Linked DNA regions of Homo sapiens: regions 1 and 2 are each linked to region 3. A link is a loop called in an ENCODE intact Hi-C map of the cell type or tissue named here. Cell type or tissue: Panc1. All regions are shown on one strand.

Evidence for each region. Hi-C counts contacts between places; a loop is a spot of excess contacts. Peaks named below come from ENCODE experiments on the same cell type or tissue, not always from the same donor. Only the 100,000 strongest peaks of a DNase experiment are listed, where the experiment ranks them.
Region 1: a loop joins it to region 3, with 6 times the contacts of the local background. A loop is called at or near these places in 6 of 110 quality-filtered maps.
Region 2: it touches region 3 in a loop (2.4-fold over the local background); 5 of 110 quality-filtered maps call a loop at or near these places.

Annotation. Positions count from the first base shown.
Region 1 is chr15:98,081,370-98,089,369 of GRCh38, reverse strand. LINC01582 (long intergenic non-protein coding RNA 1582) reads left to right here and starts at 617. Exons shown (of 4, transcript NR_120325.1): 1 at 617-672; 2 at 3,596-3,748; 3 at 5,470-5,536; 4 at 5,921-6,391. In Panc1, CTCF peaks have their summits at 3,907 and 4,108 (motif pointing right); a DNase peak (open chromatin) is centred at 4,149.
Region 2 is chr15:98,181,551-98,189,550 of GRCh38, reverse strand. No RefSeq gene overlaps it. Among named protein-coding and RNA genes, the nearest start is that of LINC01582, 97 kb to the right of the region's middle. In Panc1, no CTCF peak of the experiment used is centred here; no DNase peak of the experiment used is centred here; H3K27me3 peaks cover 1,261 bases.
Region 3 is chr15:98,416,797-98,424,796 of GRCh38, reverse strand. LINC02351 (long intergenic non-protein coding RNA 2351) reads left to right here and starts at 3,799. Exons shown (of 3, transcript NR_146567.1): 1 at 3,799-3,988. RefSeq lists enhancers at 2,065-2,640, 2,844-2,953, 3,218-3,793, 7,857-8,000. In Panc1, CTCF peaks have their summits at 2,774 and 3,005 (motif pointing right); no DNase peak of the experiment used is centred here; H3K4me3 peaks cover 1,420 bases.

The DNA.
Region 1 (8,000 bases), 340 kb after region 3:
GGGTTCCTAGGCTGCTGGCATTTTAAAACCACCACTGTATTCCACCTCCCCTTGGATAACACGCAGAAACAGGCCAAGAAGAAATTACCTGCTGTTGGTTATTTCTATTTCAAATGAATACTAGCTGAACATTTACTAAATGACATTGTCAGGTTTCAGCAAAAGCGGCCTGTAATAGTTGGGTGAGGACAGGGAAAGACTTTGAAATGGGCAGAAAAGATTACGGGATGTCCTGCAGGTTCAGTGTGCTTTGGCCTATTTTTCAACTGTCTAAATTTTCGCCGCCAAAGTCGCCAAAACCGCCTTCGCCGCAGCTGCAGCCAAAGCCTCCTCCTCCTCCTCTTCCTTCTCTCTCCTCCCTCACCTCCTCCTTCCTTCTAGGAAGCTTACTGGAGTGAAACTTGAACGTTTTCAAAAAAAAATCATTAACGCAAATGATTCTTGTCCAAAGAAACAGAAATAATAGAAGTGTGAAGGGGCGTGGGAGGGGGTTGAGATGTGCCGCGTTCAGGCCCGGGGCACCGGCGAGGGTGGGCGTGTGAGCGGGGGGTGGGGGCGTTAACGGTGTCTTCTCCCCACAAATGAAAGAGAAATAGTAAATTCTCCTGCGGGTGGCGAATCAGGAGGGAAGGTGGAGCCCACAATCTTTGCAAACTCTCTGGGGAGCCAGGGGTTGGTAGCTGGGAAGACTTGGGTGGTGACCCTGGGGGAGGGGAAGGGGCCGGGGAGCGGGGAATGGGGGCAGCCCCTGGGGAGGAATGGGAGAGGGAGGAGGACGCCAGGGGCACAGGGACAGCCTCCGGGGCGGGGCGCGGCGCCAGCCTAGCCCGAGGATGGAGGCTGAGGCCGCCTGTTGAGTCACAGGTAAGGGGAGCCGCTCTGGCCAGGCCCAGGGCCGCCCTCGTTCCTCCCGGAGCGCAGCGACAGCTCCTCCCCGCGTCTCGGGTTTCAATGGCTGGGCCTGCCCGAAAGCTCTGGGCCCCCGCGTCCCAATTTTTTCTTTATTTTTGAAGGATAATATTGCTGGACATAGAATTCTTTGTTGACATTGGTCAGCTCTTTGAATATGTCATCCAGTATCTTCTGGCCTCCGTGGTTTATGGTGAGAAATCAGCTTACTGAGGATCCTTGAACATGACTTGTCTCTCTCTCGTGCTTTCAAGATTCTCTCAACAGTTTGATTATGATGTGTCTGACTGTGTATCTCTTTGAGTTTACTCTACTTGCAGTTTGTTGAGCTTCTTAGATATGTAGATTGATGTTTTCCATCAAGTTTGGGAAGTTTTGATTCGTTATTTCTTCAAATATTCTTTCTATCCCTTTCTCTGTCTCCCTTCTTTCTGAAGTTCTTCTAATCTACATCTTGCTTTGTTGCTGATGTCCCAAAGGCCTCCAAAGCTGTGTTCATTTTCTTTCTTCTTGTTCTTCAAACTAGATAATATCAATTGACCTATCTTCAAGTTTGCTATACTCTCTTCTGCTTCTTCAAATTTTGTGCTCAGCTCCTATAGTGAAATTTTCATTTTAGTTGTACTTTTTAACTCCAGAATTTCTATAAATTTTTCAAAAATATGTAATTTCGATCCCTTTGTGAATATTTGCATTTGGTGAGACATTGTTTTCATAATTTACTGCAGTTGTTTAGACACACATTCTGTTAGCTCTTGGAGCACATTTAAAATAACCAATTTTAAAGTATTTTCTAGTAAGACTAAAGTCTGTACTTTCTCGGAACCGTTTCTATTAGTTGCTTAATTTCCTATTATAGAGCCATACTTTGTTTCTTTACATGCCTTGTAATTTCTGTTGATGACTACTTAAAATAATACATTGTGACACCTCTTAAAATCATTATCTCCCTCCCCAGAGTATATTGTTGGTGCTGCAATTTTTTAGCTGTTTTGTATATTTAATAATTTTTTTGAACTAATTCTACAAAGTCTGTACTCTTTGTTACTTGTGGCAACTGAAGTCTCTATTTGGTTAGCTTGGTTGTTGAGTAAGGATAGGACAGAGATTTCTGTAAATACCAGAAACCAGTAAATCTCCAAGTCAGGTCAAATACAGACAATCTTGCATGTGGAGTCTTCCAGAGTATTACCAGACAGGTCTGACGAGACAGTTCCGAAAGGACAAATCTTTGGGAATGAGGCTTTAAAAACAGCTTCATTCTGCTCACTCTGGTGGCTCCAGTACCGCTCCAGGAATGTGGGGTGTCATTTTTCAAGGCCACTGCAGGAAAGGAAAGTGAGGCATGAGAGTGAATCAAGGTAAAATGCCACAAAGCTTACTGTTCTTATTGAGAATTGGCTGGTTTTCTTAAATACATGCTTCTTGAGTTGCTACAAGTCTTTGGTCAATTTCTAGAGGTCAATTTCTAGAGTTCTGGAAAAGTTGATTCTAATAATCTTTGCCAACTTTCTCCTTGTTTCTGTGGAGAACAGAAGTTTTGTTAGTCTTTATTTCCATCATTTATGCTGACTTCACTCCTTGATTTTTAAAAAATTAATGATCTAAATAATAGTCATATCTCTCTGTATGAAGAACAGAGTGCTCTGGAATATGATTTTTGGGGGGGTTCACATCCTGGCTTTGCTACTTACGGGTTTGTGGCCTTTGGCAAGTTACTTGTCTGTGTATCAGCTTTCTTTTATGAACTGGGCATATTAATAGTACTCATCTCATAGGTTGGTTGTGACTATATAAAATGAGTTAATATGTGGAGAGTTCCTATAAGGATGCTTAGTACAGAATAAACATTTGGTGAATCTTACCTGTTAAAACAGCTACTCTAAATTTTCACTACAATTCCACACAGTTGATAGGCCGCCGCCTTCTTCCTCCTCCTCCTCTTCCTCCTCCTCTTCCTCCCCTTCCCTTCCCCTCCCCTTTCCCTCTTCCTCCTCCTCCCTTTTCCTCTCCCTCTCCTTCTACTTCTTCTTCTGCTCCTCTTCCTCTTCCTCTCCTTCTTCCTCCTCTTCCTCTTCTTCAACCGAGCTACCCAGGCTGTAGTGCAGTGGCGCTATCTTGGCTCACTGCAACCTCCACCTCCTGGGTTCAAGCAGTTCTCCTGCCTCAGCTTCCTGACTAGCTGGGACTACAGGCACGCACCACCACGCCTGGCTAATTATTTTTTTTTTTTTGTATTTTTAGTAGAGATGGAGTTTCACCTTGTTGACCAGGCTGGTTTCAAACTCCTGACCTCAAGTGATCTGCCCACTTAAGCCTCTCAAATTGCTAAGATTACAGGCGTGAGCCACTGCGCCTGGCCCTGATAGGCCAACTTCTAAACTGAGATTGATAGAATTATTTACTGAAGTCACAGAGGTAGTGAGTAATTGATTCAAGCAACCTTGAAGAGTTGCTGCATGAATTAGAGATAATGTGTAAAATTTTAAGCTCATACTTAGATGCTGCTCATTCAATGGGAACCAGTCCTACAAATTATGGCTCTAGTATTTTCTCCATAGTGGGTGAACAGTACATAGTTCCTTGACTGTTTAATTTTTTTAGATGAGTATATGTATTTATATTTAAATGTATCTTGCAGTTGCATGAGGGTTTTGCTGAAACTTTTCTTCTGTTCAATATCCAGGTTTTGGCAGAGTTCAAAGACTGGGAAGCAAAGTTCAGCCATGTTGGGCCTTTGGGCTCATAGATGAGCAAGGGTACCCCAATATGAGGGCTCAGCAAATTCTGGAACTTATCAGTTCTGAAGACCTTTAGAGGAGAAGGAGACAAGTAAAAGGTATTTCAAAGCACAGTGAATGGGATAAAAGCAGGGATCAGGAGTAGCTAAAAATGGAACAGGTGGCTTACATAAATACCAGCTGTGCATTATGGTCGATTTTATTGCCAGTTTGTAATGTTGTCCATGGCTATTTTACAACAGTTTTCTTTATTCCTGACATTGTTGTAAATCTTGCTGTAAAATTGCTCTAATGCAGCAGAAAGGCTATGAAATGAAATGGGAACTCCAAGGATCAGTTGATTGTAGTGGAATGGAAGGGAGGCTGAGGATGCCTAGAGAGAAAATAAAGGAAAGCTGGGGGAAAAAATTAGTGGGTCAAATATCTCATTATGTATGAGAATTTGTCCTCTTAAGTCAGTTTAATTGTGAGCAAGAGCAGATAGCACTTTTAGGATGAATCCACCAGGTGGCACCATCGAAAACATTTCTTAGAAGGCCTCTTTGTCTAGATTCTTAGAAGAAGTTAGTAAACCTGTGATTTTTAGAGGTGGAAACAATACTTCTCATTTTTGGAGGGGGAATGCATGGTGTGTATTATATTATCTTCTGTACTTTTTGTATTTGTGTGTATATATTACAGTTCTAAACACTGAATAGACCCCTTTCTCAAGAGATACAATGTCAACTTGGGAACTTGGGTCAATTTTGTAGGGCAGATTTGAGCCAAGCATCCCAGATTTAGGGATATATATATACACACACACGCACATATATGTATACATATATATGTATATATGTGTGTGTGTGTGTATGTATATATATACATATATATATATATATATATATATTTTTTTTTTTTTTTTTTTTTTTTGAGATGGAGTTTCGCTCTTGTTGCCCAGGCTGGAGTGCAATGGCGTGATCTCGGCTCACTGCAATGTCTGCTTCCCAGGTTCAAGTGATTCTCCTGTCTCGGCCTCTCGAGTAGCTGGGATTATAGGCGTGCGCTGCCAAGCCCAACTAATTTTTATTTTTAGTAGAGATGGGGTTTCTGCATGTTGATGAGGCTGGTCTTGAACTCCTGACTTCAGGTGATCCACCCACCTCAGCCTCCCAAAGTGCTGGGATTACAGGTGTGAGCCACTGTGCCCGGCCAGGGATATATTTTTATACCTTTTGGTTAATATTAATATACTTTGGGTTTTCTTCTCCTTTCTTAGCCTGGGAATATCTAAGCCTTTATCCTTTTAATTTTCCTTTTTATCATCTCTGCCCGAGAGGTGAAGAGGAGTACTAAGTAGCCCTCTCTACTTCTCCTCCCAGCAGCTGGCCGCTGGCTCTGCCTCTACCTGGTCCCTTCCAGGATGTACTTCCGAAGTGGTGGAAGTAGGGAAGGCTCTTGAAGGGAGATACCCATGATTCTTAAAATTATGCACCAAGACACAGCACAGAATCAGAATCCGAGAAAGTTGGATTTCTGGCCCATTCTGCCTCTTTCTTTTTAGCTCACTACTTAATTCAAGGGTTATTGCAAGGATTACAAAAGGTAACGTGTGCAAAATGCTCAGTATATGGCCTCGTACATGCTAGGTGCAGAATGCATGTATGAAAATAATGTTTAATAAAATGTGTATTAAACTAATATCTTTTCAGCAGGAGGCCAAATAGGCTTCTTGTCCACCTCAGATTTTTTTTTTTTTCCCTCACTTTTTTAAAAATCAAGGAGGATGTGAGGAACCAGGAATTGAGATTTGGCATTAATCTTCATTCTTGTTGCCTAGGGTTGGCCTTGCGTATTGGCAATGAAACAGGCTATTTTTGACATTGAGTTGTCCAGCATTCTCTAAGGTGAGGCTATGTTGCATGTTGGAAAGATTTAGCGAATAACAGAGGCAGGCTCCACTCGTTTCCCACTGGGAAAGGCAAGAGCAGCCTGCACACAGAGCCCCTCTGAGGGCAAAACTCACACTGCATGCTGCACGTGAAAACTGCAACAGGGAGTTAGAGATGCCCGGGGCAGTTGTGATTTTCACTGTCCATTTATCTGTAATCATTTTTGTAAGGAAGATTGATGGATGCCGGGGGGTGAGGGTGGGCGGAGGAAGTCACTGCTGCATAGTGATGCACAGAAATTGATATTTCATCAGAAGAAAGCTCTTGATAGTTGTTTCCCTGGCAAGCTGGAGATGACGGACAGTCTTTACTAACTGAGTTGTTTATCCTTCCTATCAGGTATGTAGTCCTGGAGGGCGCTGCTTAATGAACCAGAAGTCCTGCCTCTTAAGTACCTCACCAGCTCAAATGTGTGCATGTCACCTTGGCGTGAATCGGAGCAGGCGCTGGTGGATACCGTTTGGAGGCATGCCAGCAAGGAGCTCCTTGTGTAGCCTGCCTCTGGAGCCTCAAGTTCAACTTCCATAGGGCCAAAAGGGGAGTCGGGCTGGGCAGAAGCTCCTGAGAACCAAAGCAAATGGTCTGAGAGTCTGAGAGTGTAGTGGAGGTAACGTGTTCGTGTCCTCTCTGGCTGCATCACCCCAAGTCCTTGCAGACTCAAGTAGCCTATTTGCAAGTTTAAATAGTTTGAGTCCTGGCCGGTAACAAGAATACTCTACAGTGGCCCAGAGTCAGGGATATAGAGTGGCGACTACTTGGCAGAACTGGAGCTTGCTCAGATGAAAAGATAAATTGTACTGGTTAAACGAAGATCAAGTGCAGGGTCTGGACTTTGTTTCTATCTTTCATGTGGACTCTATAAGCACCTACACACAGCATTCTAGAAACACTGCTCCCATCCCTCCTGTCTCATGTCATCCTCCCAATTCCGGGAGTTGGGGGGCATACTCTTTCCCTGTGTCATGTGAGAAATTCCTTTCTCATGGGAAGCAGGTGGCATTCCTGGACTCTCCTTGGCCTGGCCGTTGGTAAGCACAGGAATTCAAGGTGTCTGAATCTCTTGTCAAAGGTGGGCTGTAAGGCTCCAGAAGAGGAGGACAGAAAGTGCCTGCAGAGCTCCTGCCTGAGGCCTTTGGATGGGCCCTGCTGGCTTGCCGTGTGTGTGTGTGTGTGTGTGTGTGTGTGTGTGTGTGTGTGGTGTCGTGCTTATTTGCCCCAAATGAGGCAAGAGAGCAGTGATCAGGTGTCTCCCCAGCATCTAGTTTCATGAAGACAATAGAAGTGGGTCGGATCAGGCCTGCTGCCATGCTTGGCTTGCCCATGTCTCCTAGGATTGGCTGCCTGGTGGCCATCCCTTTGCCATCCCCTTGACTGCCCTGTGAATGATGTCCACTCTGAGACCCCAGGCCACTCAGAAAAACTGAAGATTCTCAAGTTCAGGTGCAGTTAGGGGGCAGGTCCTGGTGGTGGGGGAGCTTTGATGTTCTGCAGTTGGAGGATCCTCTTTCAGAATAGTAATGCAATTTGTGAATTAATAAAATTAGGTATGCAAGAGGATATGTAGAAAAGAAAAATCACAAGCTACACAATTTTTAAGTTGACAAAACTACGAACATCACAAAATAATATGATATTTTAAATTAATTATCTGCCTGGAATACTCTGTCATTTTTTTTTGATCTTTTGCCTGCATCGTCTTTGATAGCAGTGTTTTTGATATTGCTTTTTATAGAGAGACTCAAGATAATGGAGTCTACTCTGTTGTGGTTAATTAAACATTTTTTGGTGTTATTCATAGTTTGAGATGTTTCTTTTAGCTTCTCAACCTGCTATACAGATAAAAAGCACTTTCATGTCAGGTAAATATTTAGAATTGTTGCCAAATTTTAAATTTCCTCCATCAATTTTCTTTCATATGTCATATATGAGTTGTGAGATTTGGAAGGATATTTCAGACCAGCTTCTGTATCTATTTTTTTCTCTAATCACATGCTACTGGTGGTGTGGACAGTAGTAGCACATGACCATATCAGGACATGATCTATCTTGGTGTCATGGCTCTCAGTGAGTCTGCTTGGAGGGTAGTAGAAGTATCCCTGGACGTCATTCCTACACCAGGACAGCAATAACTTAGCTCTCCAAGGAAGTTACTGTGAACCACATGCACATATTCTACTCAAGTCAATGTGCCCCCAACTCAATTTGTCCTTAGCTAGACCCCAAAAGTTCTCATGGGGAGTCTCACTCCCCTTCCACTTAACATGATGGAAGGCCTGATTGGAGGGGGGCGTCAGCAGTGGGAAGAGACACAGCCTTCACTGATTGCAGCTAAAATGTCTTACTTTTGAAAATAGGACAAAAACATATGACCATGTGCATATACTGCTGAAGCCCCTCCCTGGGCCATGCAAGGTGCCTA
Region 2 (8,000 bases), 240 kb after region 3:
AAGTCTTGGAAGTCCAGTGTCATAGATGAATATTTATAAATTGTTCAATCATATCAGACATTTATTATTTAAAAATAGATGGATTTTTATTTTTTCTCTACTTCCTATTTGTTTTCTGGAATGCCTCCTCCTCCCTATCCTTTGCTTACTTTGAATTATTCTTTACAACTTTAAGTACCTTGGAATGATTTTTGAATGCCACTGTATTCATCCCCACCTTTCCAAATGAATGAACTGGCAATATATACAAAGTAACTATCACAGTATCCAGCACTCAGTAAGTCCTCAACACACGGTGGCTCCTCTCTCCTCCCCTTGGGTAATCTTGGAGGAGAACTGGACCTCTAGTTTGCACTGTTTAAGCTCAATATGCTAAATGAAATTCAGAAACATGTTGCTTGTCATTGCCCTTCATAAAATATTACTGTCATTTTGGACAAATGGCTCAGAGGACATCTGGTTATTCTCTGTGAGTGATGATGATCTAGTAAAGCAATGGCTATTTGCAGAATGACTCCAGGCATTCAAGAACAGTGGATAAGCAGAAACAACAGTGGCATCAAGAGAATACCAGAGATGAAGGGGGCAAATATCTCTGAACTTTTTTGATTTAAATAGTACTTCCCTTCAGAAAAATGCTTTGTTGAACCAATGCAAGGTTTTACAACTCTACTAGTTAATTGGATAATGAATCTGGAGAGCTACTCAGAATTACCACTTTGGAAAAAACAGAAGATACCAACTCAGTTCAATGAATTAACTTACTTTATATCGTTAGCACAGCACGATACCTTATGCATTGGTGAGTCCAAACCTCTCATTTCCTGGATCAGGGGGACTGAAGATCAGAGAGGTCACAAATATTTAAATTTGGAAATAGTGAGTTAGGCATCAAATGAAATTCTTTCAATTTTTAATGTTCCTTCTGAAGTGGGATGAAGACCCTGGAGTCAGTTTTCATAGGAGACTGGAGAGTGACTTCCAATGGGGTGGACTCTGGGCTGGTCAGCCTTCCTTCCGTCTGGTTGTGGGGTCAGAAATGAAGAGACTCCAAATACCTTCCCCTCAGGAGATGGTGGCACAAGAGAGACAGCACCCTCCTAAGATCACCTCCGGCCCCACTAGGTCACCTTTGCAATTTCATTAGCTCCAGGCTGTCTTGTTCCATTCAGATTTACAGAAATTTTAGATCTGGGATTTGGATCAAATGGCAGAAGCAAGAAAAATTCATTTTGAGTGTTTTTTGAAACCAACTCTGTAACAATTGAATATATTTGATGTAGAAGTTGTCACCATCTAGACTGATGTCCTCATCATCAAAGGGCAAGAGCAAATGTCTCTAGGTTCCTGTGTTGTCCATTTGTTTCCCGCTCCCTTTTTAAAACGGCCTTATGGAAGGACACCTTCTTCTTCCTGTAGGAATGGGCCACAAGCTTCAGGTAAGAGCCTTCCCTGACTTCCCTCAGCCACCAAGTGGAAGCAGTGTCTTACTCTCAGAACCCACATGGCATTTTATCCATGGCATTTATCCAGCAGGGTGTCCCTTTGGGAGCCTGTCACTTTTTATTCTGCATGATAGGTGACTGTGTCCATGCTACATTTCCCATTGTAGAGGATGAACCCCTCGAGGATGTGTCTTTGATTGATTTACCCTTGAATCTCCCACGGTACAGTATGTCCATGCAGTAGCGGCTTTAAAAAGTATAACTGGAAAGCATTTCATCATATAGTATTGTGGGGCTGCCTGAAATAAATTGATGAGCAGTACTGAAAACCACACAAATCTCAGTACCCAGTCTTTGCTTCACGGTGACGAGGATGATGCATGCACTGTAGACTTTAGCTTTGAATCCCTGCCTAGGACATTCGGCCCTTCTGTAATGATTCTGGTCAATCTGGCTGCTGCTCAGTGGAACTACATCTGGTGCACAAGAAGGCACGTACTAAGTGCTCAGCAAACTTGGGCTGAGTGACCAACTTGGTGGATAAAATGTACAAGAAACCAGTATCTCAGAGTGAGCCTGAATGAGGCACAGCAGACTGGTTTAGGTTTTATCAGGCCACATTAAAAGTTGCCAAGTCTATGAACTTAAACCAGTAGTATGCTGGTAAGTGTTTAATAATCAGCTTTCTGAAAAAAAGGGCCTGATTTGTAGCATTTGCTGATTCCTGTGGTGTAAATATACCCTCCATGGTTGATTTCATGCTACCAATGTGATGTCACTGGCCTTAGAGTCCGGAGCGGATACATGTGATATGGGCTGTCCTCCAGCACACCTCTGGCGAATCTTTGCCTTTTCAGGGCTCATAAGGTGGTGCTGCTGCAATGATGGTGACCACAGTTGGGTGCACTCTAGGAATTCAGATGATCTACATCCAAATTCCGTGGCTACATCAAGCCATCCTTCCAGCAGGTTGGATCAGTGTGTCTAAGTTCTTTATCCTCCCAGCCATGGAGCATTATTTTGGTAATATTTAATTCTGCTTCTGTTACCCAGACACAGCAGATATGGTGCCTCAGACCTCAGAATTAACAGCTAAACATTTAGTAAGGAAAGCTTCCTAAACTCTGCACCAGGGGTTGAAATGCAAAGAAAAAAATAAGTTAAATCAGAGTTTTAAAGAATATCACATAGGAAGCCAACAGTAGCTTTGCTGAATTTGAATAGGTGTGTTAAAAAAAAATCAACCAAATTCCATCAGTTTGGATACATGCTGGCAATTATATGGGTATCATTAAAACTGTGGAAATCCCCACGTAGAATTGCTGCTTGTCCTCATTCACTTTCATGCACACTGTCAGGAGGGGCAAAAATGCTTGGGAGTGTTCAATGTACTAGGGGTTATCAGAGCATGCAATTTGGAGTAAGACACTCTTGAATTCAATACCTGGTACTCTGACCACTTGCCTGACCAACCTCAATGTGCTTATCTATAATGTGGGTATAATCATAGTAATAATATAATAAGCTCCCTGAGCAATTATGAAGCTTAAATGACAGCATGTGTTCAAATCACTCAGTACACAGAAAGTCCTAATTGCTGAATTGGCAATGCCTCCTAACCCTAGGTGCCTCATGATATTTTCCTGGTTAGCTGTGCTTAGGTACATTGTCATTAACCTAAATATTCATGTTTGTGAAACAAATTATATCATCCGAATTGATGCTTACAGTAATCCTGTGACATAGAGAATGGTCTGATTTATTTCCATCCAGTAAATCAAGGTGCTCCCTGCGTGGTATTGAAGTATGACGCTAGGATTCTTTACTTAGTCCTCTTTCTGCCACCCTCTGTTCATGTCCAGGACTTACCTGTGCTGCTCCAGAAGCTGGGATTGCCACAGAACAGAGATTGCATAAGCTAAACTCTTCTAGGAACCAAAGCAGAAGCTCATCAAGAGAGTTACCACATTTTTCAGACGTGGATTGTTGTCTGAGAGTGTTTAGGAGGTAAAACAAGTGCAAGTTGCCTCACAAGGTCAATTGATAGTTATAGCTGGTGGCAGAGAATCAGATAATGTTGCTTTTCCTTTGAATTGTACTTTTCTTCCAACTGTCCCGCATGGTTCACAATCTACAGTTGTGGGGTGATCTCATTTATAATTCCAATACATGATGAAGTTTGTATTGTTATCTGCTGATCCACAGAAAAAGCAAATTAACTGAAGGCCTAATAAAAGGTAACTTGGCTGGGTACAGTGGCTCATCCCTATAATCCCAGCACTTTGGGAGGCCAAGGTGGGAGGATTGCTTGAGTCCGGGAGTTTGAGACCAGCCTGGGCAACCTAGGGAGATTCTGTCTCTACAAAAAATTAAAAAAAAAAAAAAAAAGCCAGGCATGGTGTCATGTACCTGTGGTCCCAGCTACTTGAGAGGTGGGAGCATTGCTTGAGCCCAGGAGGTCGAGGCTACAGTGAGCTACGATTGTACGACTGAACTCCAGCCTGGGCAACAGAGTAAGACCCTGTTTCAAAAAAAAAAAAGAAAAAAGGCAATTCAAGCTACACATAGTGGCTCCCTTCCAAAGAATATGTTATGAAAAGAGGGAAAAAATGAGAGTGGGGAAACCTGAAAACTCTGCCTCAAGGCCAGCATCCATGGTGATAAGCCATGCTGATAGTGCGTACCCTTGATATGATGTCATGAGAATGGGATTTTACCTCTGTGCTCTTCTTCCACAAAACAAATAACCTCTATCTAATCGTGAGGAAAATAGCAGAAGCATTCCAACAGAGGGACATTCTACAACACCCCTGACCAGTACTCTTCAAAACTGTCAAAGTCATAAGAAATAAGGAAAGTCTTGAGACACTGTCATAGCCCAGAGGACCTGAAGGAGACATAACAGCTAAATGAAATGTGGTGTCCTGGATGGGATCCTAGACCAGAAAATAGACACTAGGTAAAAATGAAGGAAATTAGCATGAAGGATTGACCTTAATTGATCATTATGTATCCATATTGGTTAATTAATGATGACAACTGTGCCCTACCAACAGAAAACATTAACAATAGGGGTAACTGTGGATAGGGTGCATGGGAACTCTTCGTACTATCTGAAGTTTTTCTTTAAATTAAAGCTATTTTATAATTAAAAATATATTTTTAAAAAGGCAATTGAGCCTAGAGGCTTGCTTTATTAATTTATTTTCAAGACTCAAATTAAAAGCTATAATTATGAATATAAAACTATTGGGAAATAAAGAATTTAATATATAGCCCTTGATTATATTCTGTTGACAGTCCAGGGGAAGAGATGGCAGCAAGGGGGATGTGTAAAATGAAAGGGAAGTCAAAGGTCTTATAGAGAAGACAGGAGTATGAGACTGAGACCAATTCAGGGGCACAGAGGGAAAGAGATATGCCAATCACAAATGCAAAATCTAAACAGGCATTGGACACGGGCTCAGACACCGATTCCAACATGTAAAAGAGTAACATAAAAAGCTATAGAAAATGCAATGTGGAGGCAGCATTATTTCCATTTTGTGTCTACTCTGTTCGTGCTACTCAAGCCCAGGTTCCCACTGAGGTTATTTTTTTTTTAATTTTTTTTTTAGACAGAGTCTCCCTCTATCACCCAGGCTGGAATGCAGTGGTGCGATCTCGGCTCACTGCAACCTCCACCTCCCAGGCTCAAGCGATTTTCCTCCCTCAGTCTCCTGAGTAGCTGGGATTACAGGCATGCGCCACCACACCTGGCTAATTTTTGTATTTTTAGTAGAGATGGGGTTTCACCATGTTGGCCAGGCTGGTCTCAAACTCCTGGCCTCAAGTGGTCCACCTGCTTTGGCTTCACAAAGTACTGGGATTATAGGCGTGAGCCACCACACCCAGCCGCTCCATGACATTTCATAGCTGTAGTCAAAATCCTTACTGGCCATGAAGCTGAGGGTTGTTGTTCCAGTGGCCAGAAGTTTTCTAATTCTGCATTGCATAAGCCCTTTACAAATAATGCTTTATAGAATAATTTAAACATTCATTTGAATAAACACAACTTACAACAACTTTATAACAAAAACAATAATAAAACTGGAATCTCAACTGTTGTCTAACAAAATTAAAGGGAAATAAGAAATGAGCACTCTCATGCTACAAGAACAGACTACTGAAAACCTCAGCTTATGCACATAGTATTTTAAAGTTGGAAGGGACCTTAGCTGTAATATTTAGCTTGCAGTCTTGGTAGTGTCAGGAACATATGTTAAATTGGAATACCGGGTGCCTGAGTGTTTCAATGCCTCTGGGCTCCCTTCACCTTTCATTAGGAACAAGGTAGCACACTTTTCATTATCTGCCGGGGCCTCAGTACGACTAGAACTAGTAACAGACAAAAATGTCAACAGGCTTGCATTTGAATTTGTCTTTTTAGGCAGTGGTTTTATAGATTAATCATTGAAAATGACTCTTGCTTATCTATGACATGTGCTCTCAAAATATTTTGTATTTGAACACTTTCATGGATGCTATTTAGTTTGTATTTTTCTTTTTTTCTGAGAAAAGAAACATATGCCCTTCCTATGACATTTCTATGAATTTTCAGCTGCTAAATCATACTGTTGAATGGAATAACTTTTTTCTAAATATTTTTCTAAGCGTGCTTTAACTTCCCTTCTCTTTGGATCAATTCCTGGCTTGTTACATAGCATTGATGCCAAGTACTTATTTTATTTTATTCTAAGTTAGTTTCTCTATGTTTTGGATTCTATGTTTTCTTTCATTCTCTCTGGGAATGTTTTATTTTCTTTGAGTATACTATATTTTCAAGTAATTTTAAAAGCTTTTGTGTTTTCTGCATGCCTAAAAATTTTATTTCACTCATTCCTGACTGATAGTTTGAATAGATATAGAATTCTGGTTTAAACTAACGTTCTTTCATAACTGTTAAGACATGACTTCATTATTTTATAGCAGTTAATTTTCCGATAAATCTGATGCCAATCTGATTCTAGTGTCTTTATAAATATATGTTTCCATCTCTCTTATATATTGAAGACAGTTTCTTTATTCTGGGATTCTAGATTTCTTTACACTTTTTCATTTATCCTGCTTAGCATTAGATGGACTCTTCCAATTAGAAAGTTCAAGTTTCTTTGATAATTTTGTAGGTTTTGATGAATTTTTTCTCTCTAACTTTAAAAGAGGTGGCTATTAATCTTCATGGATGGATCTTCTATTTTGTTTCTTTTCCTTTTCTTTATCTTTGGACCCATTTTATGAAGATTTCTTAGAGTTTATATTCTAATCCTACATTTATTTTGTTATATTCAGTCATGATATTTTTAATTTTCAAGAACTCACTTAATCCCTGAATGTTTCTGCTTTTGTTTCATAGATTCAAGAAGTTTGGTTGTTTTTCCCTGGGGATACTAACAGCTCTCTTCTGTTTCCTGAAATCTTCCCCTTGGGGTTAAATGCTGGACATTTGTTCATCTTAGCTCTTCTCTTTCACGCTAATTGCTTTGTTTATAGACCCTCTGATTCTTGGCCATCCGTTCAAATTTATAAATAAAAAAACATGCTGGTGAGCACAGTCCTCTGGCTTGGCTTTCCTGTGATACTGAACATTTCTATTCCTGTACACAGGTGTCTTTTTCTGTTCAGGCTGCCTTTAAAAAATGCCCTACACTGGGTAATTTATAAACAACAGGATATATTGCTCACAGTTCTAGAGGCTGGGAAGTCTAAGATCAAAGTCAGCTGATTTGGTGTCTGGTGAAGGCTTGTTCATCATAGATGGCACCTTCTTGCTGTGTCTTCAGATAGTGGAAGGAGTGAACAGGCTTCCTCAGCCTCTTTCATAGGACAGGGCTCTCATGGCCTAATCACCTCCCAAAGGCATTACCTCTTAATACTATTGCATTGAAGATTAGGTTTCATTATAGGAATGTTGGGAGGATACAAACATTCGGGTCATAGCAACAGGTCAATATGACAAAAGAACAGCTTCTCTTGGGGTATGTGGGGTTGAAGGAGGAGACACATTCTTCCAAACACCCTCCATGCTGCAAAATGGGGAGCTTTGCAGCAGAGACGCATCGCCCATCCCAGGAACAATCATTCTCTCCTGGTCACTCACTCACTTGCTATTAGGGTACAGTCCCCTGGTATTAGTCTGGAAGTCATGAACCCTGATTCCAGTGGCCCAGAAATTGAGCAGGAAAGTCTCAGTGTTTGAGGGGGGCACTGAACCACCAGCCCCTGCCCATGTGCCCCTTTTCTCTCCTGTTCCTTGAGTTTCCATTCCAGGAAAAGTGGCTTTAACCTCTCCTCTAGTCTTTCCATGTGCCAATTAGGACAACAGCATTTTCCACTGTAAATTTTGTTTTATCAATATCTAATTTAATTAATTTAATTTCTGTTCTCCAGATTTTTAAAAAACTTAACTTATTTATGTTATGCTGACCTCCCTATTGTTCCACCCTTATTTTCTTTTTCTTTTCTTCTTCTTTTTTTTTTTTTAGACTGAGTTTTGCTCTTGTCACCCAGGCTGGAGTG
Region 3 (8,000 bases):
TTTCATCCTTCCTGTGTTTTCTCCTCCTCCTCTCTCAGGTTTGTGATCATCCTCTCTCCTCACTTCCTGTACAACAAAGAGAAAACACAGAACTGGGAGTCTGGTTAAGTGGCAGAACACAGCTGGAATGTTGATGTGGCTTTGTGTTCACAGCAGGTGACCTTGGGTGGGAAGTTTGACTCTCTGAGCCTCAGTCTCCTCACCTGTGAAAAGGGGATGATGATATCCTAGTCCTGGTGTTGCTAGGTGGTGCAATAAGCTGATGTAGGTGGAGGCGTCTCAGCTGTAAGGTGGAGCAGCTGTTCCACAGTGCAGATCAGAGGGCAGTCCATCCAGCAGGTGTCATCTGCCTCCTGCATTCATTTTCTCCACTTCCAGAATAGCCCGATTTTTGCCTGAAATCCCTCTCTGCCTCTTACCTGGTGGTTAGAATAAGGCAGGTGACCCAGGCCTAAGCCAGTCAGAGCATAGGATTCTCCTGGGTCACGCAGGGTGGCAAGTTGGCTTGAGCTGGTCCAGACAGAATGAACCTCAGATGCCCGAAAAGAGTAGAAGTAAGTGTGAAAAAGCTGCTGCCATCTTGTGACTACAGGGCAGGGCCAGAAAGTGGAATGGGAGCTGAGAGATGGGGAGACCTGGGAACTTGGGATTTACTGAGTCTCTGAACCCAGCTCTGACTGAAGCCAGAACTACTCCTAGAGTTTTCAGTGACAAGAGTTAAAAATCTTCCGCTTTTGCCCAAGTTAATTCGAGTTGGTTTTCTGCCCCTGAAACCAACAGTCCAGACTGACACATTCCTTCTCCGAAGTCTACTATCTTTTGTAATAATGGAGGGAAAAGAGAATGGTTATATGCAACCACAGATGGTTAGAGCTGTACAGGCCTTCAGGATGATCCAATTCTTCCTATTTGCTTGAAGCATGACTTCCTTGGGCCTTAGGGACTTTTGCCTTCATAGGCCCCTTCCTCCATAAAAATATTAAAAAATATATTTTGGCACTGTGTTAGTATAAAGACAAACATACTCCAAGACAGATTGTATTTACTTACTTTTCTAAAAAATAAATTAAAATATTTCCTTGGGCCTTGGACAAGATGCCTATGTACTTAATGGATAAATCAACTCCGGCGGTGTTAACTTTTCTTGCTTGTATACTTTTTTTTCTTTTTTCTTTTCTTTTTTTTTTTTTTTTGAGATGGAGTCTCACTGTGTTTCCCAGGTTGGAGTGCATGGGCGCAATTGCAGCTCACCGCAATCTCTGCCTCCTGGGTTCGAGCGATTCTCCTGCCTCAGCCTCCTGTGTAGCTGGAATTACAGGCACGTGCCACCATGCTCGGCTAAATTTTTGAATTTTTAGTAGAGATGGGGTTTCACCATGTTGGCCAGGTTGGTCTTGAACTCCTGACCTCAGGTGATCCTCCAGCCTCGGCCTCCCAAAGTGTTGAGGTTACAGGCTTGAGCCACTGTGCCCAGCCTGATGTATACATTTTTGTCATGGGCATACATTTGTGATGAACAGTTGGTTCCTAGGGCAGGCACATCACTCTTCAGCTGATCTACAGCACATATTAACGGCCACATCAATGAAGGCCATTTATGAATTAATAGAACAGGTATAACAATATTATGGATCCCGGTGGGTGAGGGCTCAGACTAGTGATCACTTCCGATTGGCTGAATGCATTTGTGGTCTGATTAGGCTGAATGTGATGGGGATGGAGTGCACAGCAATGCTTACTTCTGATTGGCTGAATACGCTTGCTGTCTGACTGGCTGGAATGTAACAGGACGGCACTAAAGAGCACTGCTCACCTCCGATTGACTGAATGCACACGTGGTCTTGTTGGCCTAAGTGTTAGCCAGAGACCCACAGACTGCAGGCTGAAGAACCAACCCTCTCATGAAATCATGGTGGTTGTATCAGAACAGAAACTTCTCATTTGTGTCGATAAATCTCTAGCATAAAATGTCGCCAGTGCAATTCTGTCTGTAAAGGTAGTGGAAATCCACGAGCGTTTATGTTGCACAGATGACCTCAGACCTGTCCTCCACAGAATGTAAGCCTCCAGAGTGTAAGCATCTTGCCCTCACTGACTGTCTGGATGCTGCCTTGGGGACCAACAGCCTTTGCAGGCCTGGGGCTGGGTCCGACTTCAACTCCTGGTGGATCTGGGCTGCCAGAGCTCAGCGGGTGGGAGAGAGCTCCACGTTCAGCTCCATCGTACCCCCTTTCCCATGCCCCCAAAGCGCCTCTCTGGCTTTTCCTGAAAAGTCCCACACTGAGGCTCTGGAACTCTGCCATTGTAGGTGGAGCAGGGTAAGTGTAGACCACGGGAATTTTCAAATATTCAGGAAGAAGTAGCCCAGCTTAAATAGCCATGAGGCTTAAGAGTGGGTCTGAAGGTGCGCCCCGGACCAGCAACATCAGCATCAGCATCAACAGAGGACTTGCTAGAAATGCAGATCCTCAGCTCTCACCCCAGACCTGCGAATCACAGCCTCAGGGAGGCCCGGGAATCCTTGTTTCAACAAGCGCTCCGGGGGACGCCGATGCACGCTCAGGGGTGGGGACCTGCGCTCTGTAGGGTACCTTCCCTGAGAACACAGTTTTTTCCTTCCTTTGGAGGAGGATTTTCTGTGACAGCTTTGCTGACCCGCACTCCCCGCAAACAGGCTCCCGGGCCGGCTCTAGCCCAGACAGACAGGCCCTAAGACCCCATCGGCGGCGGCGCACCGGGGGTCCCACTAGCCCAGGAGAGCTGAGAATCCCGCTATAGCGTCCCCTTTTAGCGCTCTCCACCAAGCCGAATAGGTCAAAATCCTTTAAGCGTTTTGGCCTTGACTTCTCTTACTGAGGCGGCAGCGATAGCTAACCTGTTGTTTAAGAAGCTCCCAAGGCCGCGCTGCCGCGCTGTGACCACGCATCGGAGGGAACACGTTTTCCTGCGGACGGTGGATCCCGGGTCGCGGCGCGCGCTCCGCAGCCTCCCCGCGCGGCCACTAGATGGCGCTGTTGCACTTTCCTATCGGCTCCCGGGGCGCGCCCGCCTCCTGGCTTCCCGCGGTCCCACCAGAGTCCCCGAAGTGTAAAAACAACGTGCCGCTGTGAGCCGAGGCCGGTCTCACTGAGATGCCCGGGAAACGATGTGCAGCCAGGAGGCTTGGCCGAGAGGGAACGCTGACTGCGGGACTGTGGCTGCAGAGCCTCTCAGGGCTTTACACGTCTCCCTCTCCACGCCCCGCACGCTGCCCCCACTGAAGCCCAAGCCCCTTGGGGTGGCAGAGTAGGACTGCAGGGCTGGGCATGTGCGTGAGGGGTCTGCGGTCGCTGAGGGAGCAGAGCAGGGACGGCAGGGTCGGGCCGGGGCCGAGGAGACGCTGGCTGCAGGGGGCTGCGGGACACACGCAGCAACCACGGCCTTTCCAGCAGCAGTCTCCTTGGAGGATGAGGCCGTAATGGCGATAGTAATAAACACAGGGCGGCAATGAGAACAAACGCACTGAGCCCTCACTGCACCCCTACTAGGGAGGGACTGTGGTGTCCCCAGTACACAGGTGGGGAAGTGGAGGCAGGATTCCAAACCAGGCCTCTGATTCCAGGGCCTCCTTGCCCCAAGCCAGAGACCCCAAGGTCTGCAGTAGAGGTCCTAGGAGCTGTGGTGTCCCGATTGAGGGGGCTGCCCCAGCCTGGGGCCTTCTTGGGATGTGTCTCTCCTCATTGGCTCCAGGGGCAAGGAGGAGCCACGGGACCCAGGATTCCCGACTGTTCCACCCAAGGCCCCACCTCCTCCCTCAGCGCAGCTTTGCAGGCGCTGGGGCTCCCAAAGGACGGAGCTTTGAATCCACCTGGGAGGCTTAAGAGAAAGTGCTGAGTCCCCCATGCCCTACCCCTGAGACTGCTGACAGGCATCGCTGAGGGCTGCAGCTTTGGAATCGGGCATCTTCTGAGGAAGAGAAAGGCACCACAGCCACGGCACAGAAGACTAGGTGAGGGCAGTGGGAAACCTCTGCACCAGGGCAAGCGGTCGGCCAGAGCCGACGTGTCCATAGGGACCAGATGGAGAGGGGGAGGTGGATGAACATGAAATACGAGTGCAGGAAATTGCTGTGTAGACAGCACCCCTGGAGCTGAGCGAGGCTCCCGGCAGGGTCTCCTCTCAGTGACTGGCGCTCCGCTCACCTAATTGCTCAATCTGGGATGCCTGGGAGCTGCCCTCGCCGCTTTCTTGCTGCGTGTTCTCGGGCAAATGCTTCAACGAGCCCCTCAAGACCACCCCTCAAATGCCCCGCTCCTCAAGCCTCCCTCAGCTCTTGCTTTAGTGTTCCAGAAACACACTCTAATTCAGGTTTCTGGTTTTACTTTCTCATAGGGCTCTGTGTTAGGGCGTTCGTGTATTGTTAGAAAGAAATACCTGCAGCTGGATAATTTACAAACAGAATGAGTTTAATTGGCTCACAGTTCTGCAGGCTGTAGCGCATGGTACCAGCACCTGCCTCTGGGTGGGGGCCTCAGGAAGCTTCCAATCATGGCGGAGGGCGGGGGGTGGGGTGGGAAGCCAGCATCACAGGCGAGAGCAGGAGCAAGAGAGAGGGAGAGTGTCACACACTGTTAAACAACCAGGTCTCAAAGAGTCACCCACTGTGGTGGGGACAGTACCAAGCAGGCCATACCCCCGGGATCCGCCCCCATGGCCCAAACACCCCCCACAGGACCCACCTGCGACATTGGGGTTTACACTTCAACATGAGATTTGGAGAGACAAACAGCCAAATTATATCAGCCCCCCCAGTTTACTGCCTTAAGATTTTTTTTTTTTTAATTTAAGAGATGGGGTCTCACTCTGCTGCCCGGGCTGGAGTACAGTGGTGCAATCAAAGCCCGCTGTAACCTTGAATTCCTGGGCTCAAGCGAGCCTCCTGCCTCAGCCTCTCTAGTAGCTGGGACTACAGATGCGGGACACCACATTCAGCTAATTAACTACTTTTTTTTTTTTTTTTTTTAAGAGATAGGATATCACCATGTTGCTAAAGCTAGTGTTTTAGATCTTTTTGAACTTCTCCCTTACAGCTTTTAACAGTTTGTTATGACCCATCTACTGGTGTGATTTTTGGCCTGTCTCTCTGCCTCCCCCTCCTCCTCCTCCCTCTCCTCTTCCTCCCCCTTCTCCTCCCCGCTCTTCTCTTCCCCCCTCCTCCTCCTCCTCCTCCATTTTCTCCTCCTCCTTCTCCTCCTTCAGGCTGTAAGCCTCCTGAGACTGTCAGTTTTGCTCCCCACTGTGATAGGGCCTGGGGCAGCTCCTGAAATCCAGTGGGACTTGAGAAAATTGGAATCAGCCCTCTCCTGGGCCCCAAGCTGGTCCCCACCCATGCTGCCAGCTTATGCTCTAGTGGTAGAACATTCTCTCCCTCTGCCTGCAGTTACTCAAAGATGAGATTTACAAGCAGACTACTTGGCCGGGCATGGTGGCTTATGCATGTAATCCCAACACTTGGGAGGCTGAGGTGGGCAGATCACTTGAGGCCAGGAGTTCGAGGCCAGCCTGGGCACCATGCAGAAACCCAGTCTCTACTAAAAATACAAAAATTAGCTGAGTGTAGTGGCGCCCGCCTATAGTCCCAGCTACTCGGGAGGCTGAGGCAGGAGAATCACTTGAACCCAGAAGGCAGGGGTTGCAGTGAGCCGAGATCTGAGATCACACCACTGCACTCCAGCCTGGGTGACAGAGTGAGACTGTCTCAAAAAAAAAAAAAAAAAAAAAAAAAAAGCAGAGCTTTTATTTGGAATTAATTTTAAATTGACAAGAGATGCAAAAATGCAGATAGTACAAGGCGCTCCTGTGTACTTTTTATTTCAGCTTGCTTGTGTGTAATTTTTTTTTCGGAGCCACTGGAGGGTGAATTATATGGAACATGGCCCTTTGCCCTTCAGCACTCCAGTGGGTATTTCCTAAGAATGGAGATAACCTCTTATGTCATCACAGTGCAGTCACTGACACCAATTTGCATTGATACAATACTTTCATCTCATCTACTGTCCGTATTCTAATTTTGCCACTTGGTTTAATAATGTCCTTTGTAGCATCCCCCCTCCTCCATAGTAGATGATCCAGTTTAGGGGCAGATGCTACATTTAGCTGTCATGTCTCTTTATATACCTTGATCTGGACCATTTCCGCAGCATTTCTTTGTCTTTTATGACACTGGCATTTTCGAAGCATATAGTACTTCTGCTTTTAAAAAAAGAACCTTCTTTATTTTGTGTGTGTCCGATGAGTCTCTGTAATTATGCAGGAACACAGAGCAGACGATTTTATTTCTTCTCAAGGTATCCCATGTGAAAGCAGATTTAAAATCAGAACCGTCTTGAAATGCCTTCTCATAGCACAAGCTATTAATATTTTCATTTCTCTTTGCTACCATGGGATCTGTGCAATGCTGGAACGTCAGGAGATGGCTCTCTTTCAATGTGGACTCTGAAAAAAACTCATTTATTCTCAGCTGTGGTTGAAAGACCTTAGTAAGCCTCCTGGCTTCGAGCAGGAAGGCCGGCTTTAGGCATGAGTGATGCTGGCAGTTCCCACCCTTCCCAAATGCCATTTTCCCTGTCGGTACTGGCCGGGCTGCGCTATAAAGTCGTCCCCACAGAGCGGCTGTGGCTGGGAACAATCGACCTTTTACCTCCGCGGTGGTTTCGCTACATCGTTTTGAAAACACTCCAGTGTGCCGTAGCACAGCGGGGCTTCCAGGGAGACGGTTGGCAGGCTCCCTTGCCCTCTGGGCCACCTCTCTGCACTTGGAGTGCTGCTAAAATGCCGATGTCCCAAGAAGAGGGGACACCAGAAGCTATTACTGGCCATTGGCTACTGAAGATGGCCTAATAACTGGGTGTCCCTGGGGAGGATGGTGGAGAACTGGACCACAGGGGTGCATGGTGCATGGTCTCTGGGACTGATAGCAGCGGTGACACCCTTGTAGACATCCCTTTCTGTGTGGCCCTCACTGGTCCCAGAAAGGAAAAAAGACATATCCTTGTTGATGCTTTAAAGCGTCCATTGAGAAAGCAGCCAGAGGAGGTGGAAAGAGAACCACTGTTCGCTGTTCGAGTCTTGGGTTCAAATCTTGGCTCTGCCTCTGGTGAGCGAGGGGTTTTAACCGCTTCTGTGCCTCTTCGGTGTCCACAGTTTGTGGGGACGATAGAGGGAGTGATCTAGGGAACAGACGTCGTGTCTGCTTACAGTCAGAGCTTCCACAGTGCAGTGCGCCGCCTCCTCCTGCCTCTGACTACTCTGTACTCCCTCAGCATTGAGATGGGGAGGCTACGTCACCATGCCCCAGATATGGAAATAATTGTCACCAAGAAACACCTTATCCTAATTACAGTTTCCTGCAAAGAAGAGGCACATTCATAAGAGGAAGCACCGGGTTGGTCAGGGTGATTGGGTTGGTCAGTCAGGGTGATTGGGTTGGGGAAAATGGGTCAGAGGTCTTTATTGTGCCTTCCGTGGGATGGAGCAGAGAGGCAGGGCAAGCAGTCTCAGGATTGGCAAATTTGAAGAATTTCCAGGCTCCAGGGCATCCAGGGTGTCCCTAGTTGTCTGGCACCTGGCCCTGGGGTGATCAGGGTGGATGGATGGTGGCTCAGGAGGGTGGGAACCTAATGAAGGAGGATGCTGGAGAGGGTGTGTGAGATCAAGATTTGTTTGTTTGCACTTGAAAAACATACTTGGGGGTGGGGGGCAATTTGTTGACTCTCTTAGGAATCAGCTATCGCTGGAGGGGCAGTCCCTTCAGGGTCAGCAAAACCACAAATGTCATAGCATCAGAATACAGAAATAAAAGAAATCAGAAGACATGTTTGATATGGGTACTTCCGTCCCCTGCGAGGAGTACGTTCTAACTTTGGACAGCCCCTCAGGAGGCTGCTCTCTGGGTCCCCAAGGCTATGGCTTTGTTTATGGTCTTCTAGAATGCATGCTTCACTGACACAAATATAAACTTC